Linked DNA regions of Homo sapiens: region 2 is linked to region 1. Evidence: chromatin loops called from intact Hi-C (ENCODE). Cell type or tissue: IMR-90. All regions are shown on one strand. Links, peaks and the distances in the headings refer to the core of each region. The heading gives the core; the rest is flanking DNA.

The links. Peaks named below come from ENCODE experiments on the same cell type or tissue, not always from the same donor. Only the 100,000 strongest peaks of a DNase experiment are listed, where the experiment ranks them.
Region 2: a loop joins it to region 1, with 6 times the contacts of the local background. A loop is called at or near these places in 8 of 110 quality-filtered maps.

The regions. Positions count from the first base shown.
Region 1 is chr10:91,296,530-91,300,649 of GRCh38, forward strand. No RefSeq gene overlaps it. Among named protein-coding and RNA genes, the nearest start is that of PCGF5, 78 kb to the left of the region's middle. In IMR-90, for the core only: a CTCF peak has its summit at 1,891 (motif pointing right); a DNase peak (open chromatin) is centred at 1,962; H3K4me3 peaks cover 446 bases; H3K27ac peaks cover 414 bases.
Region 2 is chr10:90,909,638-90,913,757 of GRCh38, forward strand. ANKRD1 (ankyrin repeat domain 1) reads right to left here. Exons shown (of 9, transcript NM_014391.3): 9 at 2,459-3,339. The coding sequence ends at 3,229. Among named protein-coding and RNA genes, the nearest start is that of ANKRD1, 9.4 kb to the right of the region's middle. In IMR-90, for the core only: a CTCF peak has its summit at 2,114 (motif pointing right); a DNase peak (open chromatin) is centred at 2,124.

The DNA of each region.
Region 1 (4,120 bases), core at 873-3,372:
TACTCCAAATGCTGTATAAGTCCCTTGGGTTTCTTTCTCAGGAAGTCAATTCCCTGTCCCATGACTGCCAGCTAGGGCTTGTGGCTTCTCGCCAATGTTCCCCCATAAAAAAAAAAAAAAAAAAAAAATCAGCTCAAGGTGTGACTGCAGCTCAAGTCTGATCTCTCCTGGTCAACTGGGAAATTTACAGGGGATACTTGCCCTTTACCAGGGAACAAAATTCTAAGCCACAGGAAACAAACTGGAGGAGGATTAATTGTAGGCTGAAAGACTATTGGGATGACAGTGGAGGGAGACGCTTATAAAATGTTAAGCAATGTGTTATTTTTATGAGGTAAGAGACCATATACAAAACAAATCTAATATGTGTGGTTTAGAGCACAGGCTTTGTGGTCAGGGACCTGAATGCAAATATTTCTCTGCCATTTACTTTGGGCAAGTCACCTGCCTCTCTAAGGCTCAGTTTCCTCATCCATCATTTGTGTATGATAAAAAGACAGTGCGGTTCTCAGTAGTCAAGTGCTCAATAAAAAGTAGCCATTCACAGAAGACAAATTTTACATATTCTCACTCATTTGTGGGAACTAAAAATTAAAACAATTGAATTCATGGAGATAGAGAACACAATGATGATTACCATGGGCTGGGAGGGGCAGTAGGAAGTGGAAGACATTGGGGATGGTTAATGGGTACAAAAATATAGTTAGATAGAATAAATAAGAATGTGATAGCACAACAGGGTGACTACAGTCAACAGTAATTTATTGTACATTTAAAAATAACTAAAAGTATAATTGGAATGTTTGTGACACAAAGAAATGATAAATGCTTGAGGTGATAGATACTCCATTTACCCTGATGTGATTATAATGCATTGTATGCCTGTATCAAAACATCTCATATACCCCATAAATACACACTCCGACTATGTACTCATAAAAATAAAAAATAAAATTTAAAAGCAGCTATTACTTTTTAGCTTTTATGAGATGCATAAGCTTTTTAACTAGAGTAATAAGAAATTACGCAAACATGCATAAGTGGAAATTATTAATGTTTCTTTGACAAAAATGTGAGATTGCTTTTATTTAAGGGACATTGTTAGTATGAATGCTTCAAAAACGGAATCAATAGTCATCCTACATTAAATCCAAATCGGTGTACTCTATACATCTGCCTACGTGTCTGCGTAAGCATGGGTGCTCCCCAAATTCCTGTAATTTATAAGAGCTATTTAATACTTACTTTCATTTTTCCTTCCCCACTCAGTTCTTTCATTTCTCCCGAATGAATCAAGGAGAAATCTCCCAGGAAGGCGAAACCTCTGGACCACCAAGTCCTTGAAGTAGGGCGACCCACTGCCACAGTTTTAATGGGAGTGTCCCGGTTTTAGCACTTAATAATCTCATGACCCGGGAGCTCCACTAGTCTTCTGCAAACTGCGATGGTGGTTTCCTCTACCTGGGAGCCTGGCAGCCCCACCAGGCCCTACAGGATTACATCTGTTGACTGCACTCAGTTTTACTTCATTGCAGGTGGTGTTTCTTTCCCTTGGTAGAGTTCTTTCACTAACACCCCTGTGAGTCTTGTCAGATGTGATTAAACTCTGGGCAACACAAATGGAATGAAAAGAGGGAGGTGGAATTGTTTTTTTTTTTTTTTTTTAACGTGAGATAACTGACAGGTAAGACTTGAGATGAACCGGGGGGTTAAAGAAGGGTATGCGTGCCTCTGGGTGCTTTGCTATCTATGTGCTCACACATAAGAAGGAGTATGTGTAATGTACTGAGGAAGAGACCTTGGGAAGCCCGACCTGGGCAGGAGCCCCTGGAAAGTGGGGGAGGGGAAGGCAGCCGTGGCTGCAAAATTGAGGCACACAGTTTCCCATCACGGCCTCCAGAGGGCGCCATCAGCCCGCAGTGGTTCTTTGCCTTTTGAGGGCGGGCAGAAGGAAGAGGATCCACCTGGAGGATGGGTAACGAGAGCTGCAACCCACTTCCTTCAGGGCTGGGGCATGCAAGAACGAGGAGTGGACCGCTCGCAGTGCTTGAATGTCCTCCTTGTTAACCCCAGCTGGGATAAGCACCTCCGCCTCATAAGATCAAAGCTCTTTCATTCCTGCTTTAACTTTGCCAGTTCCCTTTACTTCGGAAAGAATGAGAAACCTCATCCTAGCAATCCCAGGGATCTGTGCCCTCCAGAGGAAGATCTCTGCAAAGCTGTTTACAGCGGGTTGTTTGGAGGCCAGCTTCTCTGGCACGGCGCGGTGTCCCCGTGGAGCGTTTCCAGGGCGCGGAGGCCCTGGGTCACCAACTCGAATGAATAGTGAGTGAGCTGATTGCCGCTCCACGCTGATGGATGTATATTTGTTACATTTGAAGTGTTCTGAGAAAAGAACTGCTTCTGAAAAGAAGAGCTTTGTGTGAGCACAGTGAACATGAAGGGCGAGATTCCAAAACCTTTAGGAGGGTTTTCTTTCTATGCAAGAATGAGCCACAGAAAGCTGTTCCCAGCATCCTCTGCTAATCTAGGAACACCTATGGAAAAGCGTTGTCCCGGTCTCAATCCCAGGGATGGGAATCAGGAAGCACAGAAGCTGCCATCAGAGCCCAGGGCTGGCTCTGTCATTGCCCCTTGGGTGACCTGCCGGCAAACCGCTAGAGAGCCGAGCCTCAGTTTTCTCATCTGTAAAATGAGAGCCCGGTTGTAGGGTACCCAAGTTCCCTCCCAGGTCTGGCACTTCCTGAGGGTCCTATTGTTCACCATAGAGCTAATAATGCTAGTTCTCAATTGTTTTGTTCTTGGGACCCCTTCACAAATCTTAAAAGTACTGAGCCTCCCCCCACCCCATGGATCTGTGGGGGCTTCTTTTGCTATTTGGCAGTCAGTACTAATCAAACTAACTGACATAGAAGAATTTTAGCTTATACTTCATGTGTCTAAGGCTCTCTCCAAGGGCCTTCTCTCTGCCCTATCATGTTTACATTTGTCTTGGTTGATGTAAGGCACTGATTATGGCCTCTGGATGCACATTGGAATCACCTGTAGAGCTGAGACATAACCTCAGACCAATTCCCAGAGATTCTCATCTAGTTGGTCTCTGCTAGGGTAGTGGGGAGGGGGCTACCAGGTGATTTTTAATGTGTAGCCAGGCTTGAGAAGGGCCACTCTGATAGCTCTGTGGTTCTCAAAGTCAGCCGGCAGCATCAGTATTACCTGGGAACTTGTTAGAAATGCAAATTCTCAGGCCTGCCAAGGACCTACTAGGGCAGAGCCCAGGAATCTGTTTTAACAAGCCTTCCAGGTGATTTGAATACATGCTACAGTTTGAGACCCAGTGTTCTCAATTGCCACACCTCCACAGCTTCCACTCCCACCTTCACCATCACCTCCATCAACTAAGTAAGCCCATGAAAATGTTTCAGGTTCCCATCTTCCAAGGTGCAGCTGTCTGTGTTTGCAGTGGTGACAGGGGCTTGGGTGACTGTGGCATCATTTGCATGTGAGAAGCTGCTGGGCTCTTCAGCAAGAATGAACCAAAGGTCACTAAATGCCACACACATATTCCATTCAGCAAATATTTATTGCATAAATATTTATTGAGGTACCAGCCTACTGCTGAGGGCATCACCTTACAGAATGCTTGCTGCATAGGAGATGCTTCAGAAATGCTGGCTGATGAAACCTCAAGGCCTTTTTGCAGCCATTCATGCTGCCTAAGAATTATGCATCCTGTTTACTCTGTCCTTACCTTCGACACATGGAAGCTCTAATCCTTGGGAATCCTGAAAAGCAAGGGTCCCTCTGGCACAGCAACCAAAAAGAAAATCACAACCACACCTAGCCTGTGCTAGCCTTGCCAATGATATTGCTTTTGCAAAGAATGGAAAATATTTGCAAATGGTTGAATGTTGAATCATGGGTTCTATGACATTAATGTTTATAAAATTCCATTTTACTATGGAAACAATAGGCTAATTGTTAGAGTGGATGGAGATCTATAGGATTGTCTCCTCCACACTCACATACTTGTTTTTCTAGAAACTGCCACCTTTCCCATCCGTATTTCTCACAGGAGCTCTCTCTCTCTTTCTCTCTCTCTCTCTGTATATAGTACATG
Region 2 (4,120 bases), core at 900-3,399, 390 kb before region 1:
TGAAAATGCACCTGGTCACCCAAGACTGATGGAGACGTGCATCTGATGAGGATGTACAAGGAGATGAATGTTATTCTCATACCTGCTTACACAACATCCATTCTGTAGCCCATGGATCAAGGAGTCATTTTGAATCAAGTCTTATTAAGAAACACATTTCATAAGGCTATATGCCGTAGATAACGATTCCTTTGATGGATCTGGGCAAAATAAATTCAAAACCTTCTGGAAAGGATTCACCATGCTAGATGCCATTAAGAACATTCGTGGGTCATTGGAGGAGGTAAAAATATCATTAACTGGAATTTGAAAGAAGTTAATTCCAACCTGTGTGAATGACTTGGAGGGGTTCAAGACTTCGGTGGAGTAAGTAACTGTTGATGTGGTGGAAATAGCAAGAAAACTAAAAGTGGAGCCTGAACATGTGACTGAATTGTTGCAATCTTGTCATAAAACTTGAACAGCTGAGAAGTTGCTTCCTATGGATGAGCAAAGGAAGTGGTTTCTTGAGATGGAATCTACTCCTAGTGAAGATGCTGTAAACATTGTTGAAATGACAAAAAAAGGATTTTGAATATTACATCAACTTAGTTAATAAAGCAGTAACAGGGTTTGCGAGGATGTACTCCAATTTTGAAAGATGTTCTATTGATAGTAACATGCTATCAAATAGCATCAGATGCTACAGATAAATCTTTTATGAAAGAGTTAATTGATGTGGTAAGCTTATTGTTGTCTTCTTTCAATAAATTGACACAGCCATCCCAATCTTCATCAACTACCACCCTCATCAGTCAGCAGCCATCCACATGGAGGGAAGACCCTCCGCCATTAAAACGATTATGACTCACTGAAGGCTCAGATGATCATTAGCATTTTTTTTAGCAATAAAGTATTTTTAAGTTAAGGTAGGTACAGTGTTTTTTAGACATCGTGCTATAGCACAATTATTAAACCACAGGATAATGTAAACATAACTTTTGTATGCACTAGAAAACCAAAAAAAATTGTGACTCACTTTATTGTGATATTAGTTTTATTATGGTGGTCTGGAGGTCAAAAATCATGGACCTGTGTGTTCTCTCCTGGGAAGTCTTTGACATTGCCAGTCCCTGTCCACAAGAATTGTTAAATCTCCAGTTAATTTGCATTTTTCTAATGATCAGTGATATTGAGCTTTCTTTTCCAGATGTTTGTTGGCCACATGAATATCTTCTTTTGAGAAGTGTCTGTTCGTGTGCTTTGCCCACTTTTTTGATGGGGTTGTTTTTTCTTGTAAATTTAAGTTCCTTGTAGATTCTGGATGTTAGAGCTTTGTCAGATGGATGGAGTCTGAATGGCAGTTACTTAAAAAGTCAAGAAATAACAGATGCTGGCAAGGTTGCAGAAAAATAGGAACACTTTTACACTGTTGGTGGGAATGTAAATTAGTTCATCCATTGTGGAAAATGGTGTGGTGATTCCTCAAAGATCTAGAACCAGAAATACCATTTGACCTAGCAATCCCATTATTGGGTATGTACCCAAAGGAATATAAATCATTCTACTACAAAGATACATGCATGCATATGTTCATTGCAGCACTATTCACAATTGCAAAGACATGGAACCAACCCAAATGCCCATCAATAATAGACTGGATAAAGAAAATATGGTAGATATACACCATGGAATACAACGCAGCCATAAAAAGAATGAGATCATGTCCTTGGCAGGGGCATGGATGCAGCTAGAGGCCATTATTCTCAGCAAATTAACACAGGAGCGGAAAACCAAACACCGCATGTTCTCACTTATAGGTGGGAGCTGAACAATGAGAACACATGGACACAGGGAGGGGAACAAAATACACTGGGACCTGTATAGGGGGTGGGGTGGGAGGAAGGAGAGCATTACGAAAAATAGCTAATGCATGCTGGGCTTAATACCTAAGTGATGGGTTGATAGGTGCAGCAAACCACCATGGCACACGTTTATGTAACACCGCTGCACATCCTGCACATGTACCCCAGAACTTAAAATTTAAATTTAAAAAAGTCACTAGTTAAGCCTTAATGGGAACTTCGTAAGAAATGCGGGTTTACCATGCAGAAATCATTCTGACCACCAGGGGTCTCTTTCTACACACCACTGGGACTGAAAGCTCGCTAGAATTCCTTTGTGTCTTTATGGCTCTCGGCCTAGCTGCTCAGTGTGGTGGTGGCATTTCGTGGCCTGTCACCTGGGAGCTTGTCAGAAAAGCAGAATCTCAGGCCCCACCTGAGACCAGCTGAATCAGAAATCTGCATTTTAACCAGATCCCCAGGTGATCTGTATACATATTAAATACTGGGAGTGCTGTTGTACGGGACATTTCTAATCTGCAAAACTTGGAAAACAATGGAAAAAAAAAACCCTCCTATATAGCTTTTTTTTTCACATAGGACATTTCCACCACACTTATAGAAGGACTTAGAGGTTTAGAGTTTGATTGCCTTTATTATGAATATAAAATGTACATACAATACAATATACATTTATACATTTACAGTTTGCATTTCCTTTCATCTTTTTTGAGCAAATTCAATTCTGCATGTCCCAGTTTGCCGCTCCTTCCACTGATTTGCACTTACACTCATGACGTTCTCTTCACTTGGGTACTCTGTGTACTCGGTAAAAAAAAAAAAAAAAAAAAAAAAAAAAAATCCAGCCTGGGGGTAAAATAGCTGGCTTCACTGTCCTTTTCACAGAATCACTTTCCTTCCATTGTTTCCTTTCCTGTCCCTACATGCCTTCCCTTGCTTCATTCAAACTTCTGCATTAAAAATTCAGGAGAAAAGAGGGCTGTGATAATCAGCCCTCTCTTAAAAACTCTTACATGAGCGAATGACACATAAGTAGGCACTTGAACTTTGCTCTTTCACCTGGTTTAAGAACTACCTATGGGTGGGAAGGCTCTGAAAGTGTTATATACAAATGAAGCTCTGCTCACCAGATGGATGATCATGAAGGTCTGAATATCAGTAGCGTGGCAGTAAATAAATAAACAGGAATACATAAAAATAAATAAGAGTTTCACTAAAGGAAATTTAAACACCTATAACCCTGTGCTTTCTCAAAACTTCATTAGGTACATCTTCACAACACGTTGATAAATAGAAACTAGATTTTATGGCTAGTGTCTCTTCTCTTGGGCCATGCCTTCAAAATGCCAGTGAACATTTACTGATTAAGAGTCTGTCGTTTGCCTCAGAATGTAGCTATGCGAGAGGTCTTGTAGGAGTTCTCTCTGAGGCTGTCGAATATTGCTTTGGTTCCATTCTGCCAGTGTAGCACCAGATCCATCGGCGTCTTCCCAGCCTAATCAAATGAGATAAGGAAAGTTGACTTTCAGGTGGGTGACATCTGTAAATTCACATTCTCTGTGTGTGTTTCATGAGGTAAGGATTAGGTATATGTTATAACAGTGTTTTATGGTTTCCACCAGGAGTGATCTGCAGTTTATACTCAAACCAGTCCTTCACTGTTTCTCAGAGGGATGCTTTTGCCATTTTAGAGCAAAAATCTTTTTCACGTGGGACCATCCCAGGTATTGGTAAAATCCCTTGTCCCTAGACACTATGTGTCAAGAGCACCTCAAGTCATTTTGAAATTTATAAAATGTCTCCATACATCTTCCAGTATCCTGTGGAATGGACTCCCGGAGGTGGGAGCATGCCTCTTGGACCAAGAATCAGTGCCTATCCATTTGAATGATAGTTCTTTGATTGATAAGAAATGATGGTAAATGAGCTGCATCAATAACTTGGCTTAAGGACTTAGGTACTGCTTGGGTACTATTACTGTTCCTGGGAGCAGATTTTTCATAACTTGTCAGAATTTTCAATGGACTCTCCCAGGAAATGTATTTTTCTTGGAGTTGATGGCAATGACACATGTGAACAAATAATTTTTGAGACGAAATTTTGATTTCCCTTATGCACGTGTCTCAAGATTTAAAAATATTAAAACCATGTCATCTCTCAATTCTCATCTATAGATCTGAGAAGTCCAAAATTTTTCCATCTCTATTCATTGAGAAGTTTCTTTTTAACCCAGCGACTGCAAATTGGCAGCTTTGAGATGCAAACCAGAATAGAGA